Linked DNA regions of Mus musculus: region 2 is linked to region 1. Evidence: chromatin contacts called from ENCODE Hi-C or POLR2A ChIA-PET data. All regions are on one chromosome and are shown on one strand. Each heading gives the region's core, a stretch centred on a gene start or an enhancer-like site at or near the end of the contact. The rest is flanking DNA. Distances are from core to core; before and after follow the strand shown.

Evidence for each region. A loop is a pair of places that touch in the nucleus more often than their neighbours do. ChIA-PET counts read pairs that join two places held with the same protein, here RNA polymerase II (POLR2A).
Region 2: a loop to region 1 is called in a map of heart, with 2.5 times the contacts of the local background. The contact joins the promoter of Peg12 here to the promoter of Mkrn3 in region 1. A Hi-C loop is called at or near these places in 2 of 37 maps with a recorded cell type or tissue (both heart). POLR2A ChIA-PET finds 5 or more read pairs at or near these places in 3 of 5 experiments (Patski and embryonic stem cell).

The regions. Positions count from the first base shown.
Region 1 is chr7:62,417,770-62,421,682 of GRCm38, forward strand. It overlaps Mkrn3 (makorin, ring finger protein, 3), which reads right to left and starts at 2,384. Exons shown (of 1, transcript NM_011746.3): 1 at 1-2,384. The coding sequence starts at 2,272. The coding sequence ends at 638. The region is part of intron 1 of Gm32061 (predicted gene, 32061); the gene reads right to left.
Region 2 is chr7:62,462,870-62,467,100 of GRCm38, forward strand. Peg12 (paternally expressed 12) reads right to left here and starts at 1,641. Exons shown (of 1, transcript NM_013788.2): 1 at 1-1,641. The coding sequence starts at 1,478. The coding sequence ends at 627.

The DNA.
Region 1 (3,913 bases), core at 1,134-3,633:
TCAAATACATCTTTGTATACATATACGCATATATATCATTCTTAAATATATATTTCCAAATATAAATAATTTCACATCAAGCCAAACAGGATAAAAACATGTAAACATATGCACCTCATTTTGGTCAAGTAAAACAGAACCACAAAGTAACCACAAGTTAACAAGTGCACTTGAAAGAGAAGGGAAGAAACAAACATGTAAACAAACACAGACAGCAGCTGCAAGGTCCTGTAAGGGTCCATTTTTTTTAAGGCTATATAGCAAAAAGCTCATAATTCAGTTAAAGACTTTTGTCACCTTGTCACATTTACTCTTAAGGGACTTCACAATGAGAAACTGTAAACACTAGACTAGAAGTGATTGAATCCTGTTGGAAAAAAGACATCACAAGTCATCAGTTGACAGAAATATTAATTCCACCAAACAATACTTATAAGATTTCTTGTTATTTTGTAACACAGAGAAACATCACAATCCTAGCAAGAAGAAATAGGAAATAGAGAAGAAAACAGCAATACTGCATAAAGATTGCCTCAGTAGCCTTTGAAAGCGATAGGGTTTTTCAGTCAATAAAGGGGAATAAGCAACAGCAGACAACAGAGCTTTAGCAGACCAGACCACATGCCACAGCGTGATACTACAGATTCAAACTGAAATATTCTTCCAGCTGGTACTGAAGCAAGAGCCAACGGTCATCAGAGAAGGAAGAACTGCCTCTCAGGCAAAGCAACTTCTTAAGCAACTGATTGGCCAGGCGAAGCACAGAATGCTCTTTTTTACGGCTTTTAAACAGCACGTTTCCCTCTCGCAACTGCACAGGCTCCAAAACTTGATGCCAGTATGCGCTTGATGATCCACCACCATCTGGTCTTGGAGGCTGATCTCTCCAGCCCTCGGGGTATTCATGCTTGTAAAAACAGAATTCTCCAAATGGGCAGTGACCTAGGCCTCCAGCAAAATACCTGCACGCTTTCTGGCTCATCCCCTCCTTATACTGCTGAACAAGTTTCTCCTTCTCCTCTTCCTCCTCCACCCAAAACTCACTAGGAATGACAAAGCCAGAGGAGACCCTGCACTGTGGGCAGGACTTACTGATCCTGTTCTCAAACTGTGTGGCACTTCTCCACCTGCGGATACACCTAAGACAGTAGGTGTGGTTGCAGCTGAAAAGAATGCCAAAGCGGCGGTCGCTGGGGTCAGCTTTCTCATAGACCACCTCCATGCAGATGCCACACACTTTGTCCATGCTGCGCTGCACAGCAAAAGAGAGTTCCATATCTCTCTCGTGTGCTTCAACGCAGGCCCTTCTATGAGCTTCCTGCTGAGCTGCATCCCAAGGGTGCAAGGCCTGCTGCCCGCACATGTCGCATATTTCTCCATGGGGGTATGCACACCTGTCCCCACGGAGGCATTGTCCCCGGGCAGCATAGCGGCAAAGCGGCAGCGGCATTGGCACTGGCATTGGCACTGGCATTGGCATTGGCACTGGCATCGGCATCCCCATGCCCATAGCCATATGCTCTCTCTCAATTGCCGGGCTCTGCAGAGGAGCCTCGGGACCATGCGGGGGGACCATGCGACCTCGGTAAGGCTGTCCAGGAACAAATTCAATTGCCCCCTCCCAGCCTTCTGCACCCGCTCCCGCTGCAGCACCTGCTGCAAGGCTTGCATTGTCAATCTCGGCTTCAGAGAAGCCCCTTTCAGCAGCTGAGCGAATGCCTGCATTGTCAATCTCAGCTTCAGTGAAGCCCCTTTCAGCAGCCGAGCCAATCAGAGGCAAGGAGCTTGAGGATGCAGCAGGGGGGGCTTCCGCCACTTCCTGAGTCGGGGGCTCCCAGCGAGTGGCCATCTTGGGTCCTCTGTCTGCAGAGGCCCGAGGCTGAGCATCTTGCCCCCCCCTAGATCTCCGCCGCCCAGAAAGGTCGTGAGAGTAGCGACAGTTATCGCCCTCCTTGCACTGCCCATGCAGATAATACCTGCAGAGGATTTGCTTCGTCCAGCTGCCACTGTTGCGCTCCGGACCAGACCGGGCCCCGCCCCCTTCGGCTGGCGCTGGCCTCAAACTCGCCGCGCGCCGGATCGCTGGGCCTGGAGTCACCAGGAGCGGTGCCAGACCCGATGCCTGCTGCAGAGGGGCCGAGCTGACTCCCGCAGAAGCTCCAGCAGCCTCAAACTGAGGAGGGGGGGGAACAGACACACCCTCCCCCCCTTCAGCACCTGCCTCGGCGCCGGCGGCCGCGTGGGCCTCAATGGGAGCTGTAGACTCTTCCATCTTACAGCGTGCCTCTAACACTGTCCAAAAACCCGAATATTATATCTTTTTTGTGCTTGAATTGCGGAGCTGGAGATGGCTCGACCAGCTTCTTCTCGGAGCGAAGTGCATCGATTTTTGTCTTCCCACCTGCTCCCCGTTCCCTGGAAACTTTAGTTCCTACCTGTTTACAGGCAGGCGGACACTTCCGGTTGTAACACCATTCCTAGGGCTTCACCGGAAGTTGCTTCCGCCATGTTTTTCGCGTGCCTGTTTCTGCTTGAGACACTGGGATGGGCTTCTGCCGGCTTTCTAAGTGCGACTCTGAACCCCCCAATCCCCGTTTCCACAGTGTTTCCCCTCAAGGTTGATGTTTTAAACTCTCCAGGTTTCAGTTGTATACATTGCAGTTTATTTGTGTGTGTGTGTTAAGAAAACGCTACACACATTGCCTTTACCGTCTGCTGCTTGAACATAAAACATTTCACTCACATTAAAAATTATTTTTCAGTTTCTTCTGTCGTTTGTTTATAGGCTACTAATTTTTAAGATCGGACAGTGTCCCTGCCAAAGCGTTTCTCCTTCAATGCTTGTAGATCTGACAGGATTCTTTGGGTCTTTTTTTCCCTTGAAGGGTTAATTTGCGTGCACTTTAATTAGGAGGGAATCCCCTGCCCCGAGGCTACTCAGAGCCTTTCACTTTCCTGCCTTTGTTACATTCTCCCGGACCCCCAACAATGTAGAAGCCTGGACTTTGCCCAACCCTGATGAAGACTTAATAAGGCAAGGTCTGAGAATGACCCAGGCTTTAACTTTTCTCTGTTGGTTGGATTCGGAGACCCTTTGTTCCCTGCCTTCCTTTTCATCCCATTCTGCTCTACAGAGCTTTTCATAATACCAGCTCCTCTTTGCACCCCAAAGTGTCTCATTTCCATTTCTGCACTGAGCCAGTTCTTTTTCTTTTTCTTTTCATTTTGCAGATATATACTATTGGGCTAATAATTTTATATGTAGTTCTACACTGCTACATGTACTTACTACAGTGGCATACTAAATTTTATAGTATAGTTTTACGTGGGTTTTTATTTTTAGTAATAATCATGCTTTCTTCCTTTCCTCACCCACTAACTTGAATTAGCAATGCTTCAAATATTTTATTTACTATTTAAAAAAATGAAATTATGCTCAGAAAAATAATTTTATTGGAAGGAGTCTCACAACCTAAGGTTAAAAAACTCTGAAAGCATATGATATAATCATCCAACTCAAAATATAAGTCTCAACTAAATAAATCCAACAACGATAAAACAAGATAAGAGGAACATAATCAAACAATATAGATAAGGGGGGATGAAGTCAAAGTAAACATGAAATAAGAACAATAGAATAGGCAAAATTTTTCTTGTGTAACTTATGAAGGAAAATAATAAAAGGCTCAGATCTCCAGCATCACATACTTCAAAAGAACTGACATTAAGTAATAAGAAACCTCAAAACAATGAGATGTTTTTAGTGCCACTAATTTATAAAAGACCTAAGTAAGAACTAGCAGATGAGAGTGGGGAAAAGATTTGAATATGAAACTTGAAACTTTCATTAAATGGTCATAAATAGATAGATAGATAGATAGATAGATAGATAGATAGATTAGTAAAAATATCA
Region 2 (4,231 bases), core at 391-2,890, 44 kb after region 1:
CATGGGATACAGCTTTCTTTCAACACTCTGCTAACAGCAACCCTTTGAAAAAAGAGGGGACAGACAAATAACGGTTACTTCTATTCAGCCCCAAGAGGGTCCTCTCGTGGTACCTCATGTTTTACATTGAAACCAGCACCGCAAAAGATGAGATGGTCTTTTAACTGTCATAAAATGTTCAAGTGTGGCATTTCGGGGCGCTCCCCGAAATTATGTCCATTCCTGTTTCCTCCTCCCCCAAAGTGGATCAGGAACCAGTCCTGGAAAGTACAGCAAGTAACGGGGATCATTGTCCTTCGTTCCATAGCTGGCTGAGTCGATTCTGAGAGCATGAACCGTGGCCACGTGGTGCCTGCTTGGCCCGGAGAGTCTGCGCGGAATTGTAGCGACCAGGTTGGATTATGCCAAAAAAAAAAAAAAAAAAAAAAAAAAAAGAAGTCCTGCTGACAGCCTGCGGTGCGCTCTACCTATATAATGTTTTAAAACAAACCTAACTCGTGGGTTTCAAACAGTTTGGGTCTCTCAACTCATGGAAATATTTGCGATATTTCGGCTGTCTTCCTTAGCTTATTTTCCTCTACGAGCCCCAGCTGGGTGAAGTCCTGGGTGAATCCCTTGGTCCCCTGCTACAGGTTGGTGCTGTGGCCACCGGGGTTATTAGCTGCCAGGGACAAGAAGGTCGTCCCTAGTTCTGAGCTGTGCCCTCCATCACAATCGCCAGGGTCGCTGCAGGCTGCACGGGGGCTCCCGGGCAAAGGCGGCTCATGCACCGGGGCTGACAAAGGCCCGAGGAACGAGTGAGCGGGAAGCTTTGCCTGTAGCTGTAGCCCTCGCGAATGAAGTCTCCGCACCGCCTCCTTGATGAGGTTTCCCGAAAGAAGGAGCTGCTGCAGGAGTCGGGGCGGGTCGCCGTCACTCGTGCGGGTCTCCGACTGAGATCCGCGTCGCTGTTGCTGGCGGCGGGACGCGGCTGCGTTCCGGAGCCAACCCCGCCGGCACCGGCCGGACAGTGGCTGCGGGATGCTTACTTTGCCCATCCCCGGGGATACCTCAAGGCCGAGCTGCTGGGGCAGCGCGCTGGCGCCCGGGGCGATCTCCGCCACACAGTAGGGCGCCGCCCGGCCCCGCAGGCGCCCGCGCTCCCCCAGCACGCAGCGCACAGCCCCCGGGGGCGCAGGGTCCCCGGCCTCCGCTGATGCTGCTCTCCGTAGCAGCCGCCTCGCTGGGGCCCCGGCCTTGTCCGCCGGCAGCGCGGCCAGGACCCGCGGGGGCGCGGGCGGGGGGCCCGGGGCAGCACATGGCGAGGCCGGGCCATCGTGCCTGGCGTCCAGCTGCAGCGTCTCGCCGATCTGGGCGATGAGCCGGTCCACGTCGGCAGAGCCCCCCAGAGTCACGGACTGCTGCAGCAGGAGGAAGCTGTTGTCGTCCTCCTCCCCCTCCGCCTCGTCGCCGGCTTCCTCTTCCCTCCGGCACGGCATGGCTCCCCCCGCCCGGGTCCCCGTGGCTGTGCGGGCGTCACTGGCGGCTCGGTTGACCGCGGGCTCGGCGGGACGCGTCTGGGAAGGGAGCGGGGCGGAGGCCCAGGCTGGGTGGAGGCCAAGTCTGGGACGCGGAAGCTGGGACCTCCGGGCAGGGACAGCGCGCGCCTTAGAGCCGCGGGAGCCGGAACCTGGGCTTCTCATTCTTGATTAAGAGAAGTGAACTTTTTTTTTTTTTTTTTGAAAAGTTCTTACAGCTGCTGTTCTAATCATTGCCACCAGAGGGACTCATATATGCTGAAATTCCTCTAGCAGAATTCAAAGAAACTGTTGTTCAACTTACGGGCCACCAGAAGGCAGACGATGCTCGGTTTAGTATACAAACAATTACAAACAGAATGAGATGCCTTAAGTTTGTACCTAAAACTACAGTGATTTAAAATGTTGTAAAAACTTTTCTGTTTTGTTTCATAGAAGAAAGTAACGATTCCATAAAAACACTAGATGAATAGACATGTTCCAACCCAGCTTTATCTGCTATAGTGAGCAAGAAAATTAGAATGGGCATCTGAGACAAATAAGCACACATTGGAGACATGAAATAGTAACATACATTTGAGAAAAAAACTGTAATCTTACTTTAAGAGCCAACTAGATTTTTACATAGTTCTCATTTTGCTCTTTAAGGGCAAAGAGGGTACTACATTGTCATTTGCTGATAGTAGAAAGAATGTTGGGAATATCAATCTAAAACAAGATTTCTGACACCCACTGAATGGGAACTTGGATAATTATATTAGTTTTTCAAATTCCTTTCTTCAGTGAGTTTTCTGTTTATTTGGTTGTGGTTTTTAATCACTCTATACTGATGTTCTTTTGTTGTAAATATGTATGCTCCAAGGTTGAAACTTGTCTCTTATAGAATCTCAATTTTGAACTGTTTTAGAGAAGCCTAACTCGTAAGTGTTCATGCTTGATGAATCAACCCTTTGTTTGCTCTGAGATCTCACCAATAAACTCATTTGCGGTTGACTCATTCTGAATGCGTGTGCCATATCATTATCAAGGCTCACAGTTTTATAAGGGTGCTTCTCGTTCCATCATCATTTCTTGAAAGTAATTGCTCTGTGATTATTATACTTTTATACTGTTGTCAGAATAGACTGATGATCTCACTCTCAATCTATCCCCAGGATTTCCATTCTGAATTACATATTTGTGCCTACTCTTTTTACTGATACAAGTTTGTTTGTTCTCATAGCGAAAGAATAGTTTCTAGTCATCATGGGACATGACACTTTATGAGTTTGAGAAAATCCCTTCTATTTATAGTTTTATTTTATAGTTTGTAACAGGACTGAGTGTTGCTTTTATAAAACTGGGGGTTCTTCATGTGTTAAAATGTCCCTTTTTCCTTTTTCAGGCATGGATAAGATGAATGAATGAATCAATGTTATAAAGTGTTGAATCAGCCTTGAACATTTGAGGTAAGCCTCACTTGTTTATTTTATATTATCTTTTCCTTTAAAGGCTGAAGGATATTTATTTGTTTGTTAAGAGATTTTGTGACATATTCACCTAGAAACATCCGTCTTCTTCTCTTGGTAAGTCTATATGTCTTTGGAATTGCATAAATGGAAAGTTCATACATTGTTACTTCGTCACACTTTTTGGAAACAGCCCTTGAAATCCACAACTTTATCTTGTGGGTAAGAGTTTGAATTACTCTTGCAATGTGGATCAGGCTGGCCTTGAGCTCCGCATGCTGCTGCCTTGTTTTCTATAGTTTCTCAAGTGCCTTCCCTTAAACATTTTTTGGAGTTGTGAAAGTATATTGGTCTCATGCTGTTGTTCATATTCACAATGCTATTCATAGCATTGTGTTGGTAGTGAAGAAATGAGACTTTTTTGAGGCTTAATCATTTATCCAACAAAATGGGCTGCCCTTACACAATCCTGGATGAAGTTGGTTCCATCGATAAATAAATTCCTTTGGGGGGGGAAACGCCATAGAATCACAACATGACATACTAGTTTCTTACTGTTTTTATAATGAGTACACTAGTGTCTTAGTTAGGGTTTCTGCTGCAATGAAACAAACTGAAGCAAAGCGCATTGCAGTAGGGAAGGTTTATTTGTTTTACACTTTCACATCATAGACTATCATTAAAGAAAGTAAGGGCAGGAACTCAAGCAAGAGAGGAACCTGGAGGCAGGAACTGACCTGGAGGCAAGAGAGGCTGCTGCTTACTGATTTGCTCCCTATAGCTAGCTAAGCCTACTTTCTTATAGGACCCAGGGCCACAAATCCAGGGCTAACAACACCCACAATGGGCTGTGCCCCCTCCACCCAATCAATCACCAATTAAGAAAATTCCCTGTAGGCTTTCCTATAGTCCAATCTTATAAAGGCATTGTTTTTCAATTGTGGTTCCCAATTGATGGCTGTAGCTTGGGTCAAACTGATGTAAAAGTATCCAGCACAATTATGAAATGAGAACAAAATATATTCAAATAATTATGTAGATTAATAACATAGTTGCTTAATGTCATTATTTGATGAAGTCCCAAAGGCCCTTGTGCCAACAGTGTACTAGATAAATAAGAAGTGTTAAACACTCAGAATTTGTCTCCTCACTAAATGCCTGATTCCTACCCAGAAAGCTGGGAGTGGATGCTATTAACAACCTGGTTACCTTTTTCTACTGTGTAGCCAGACTTCTCCCAGTCCTTCATAATGATTATCCAAGACT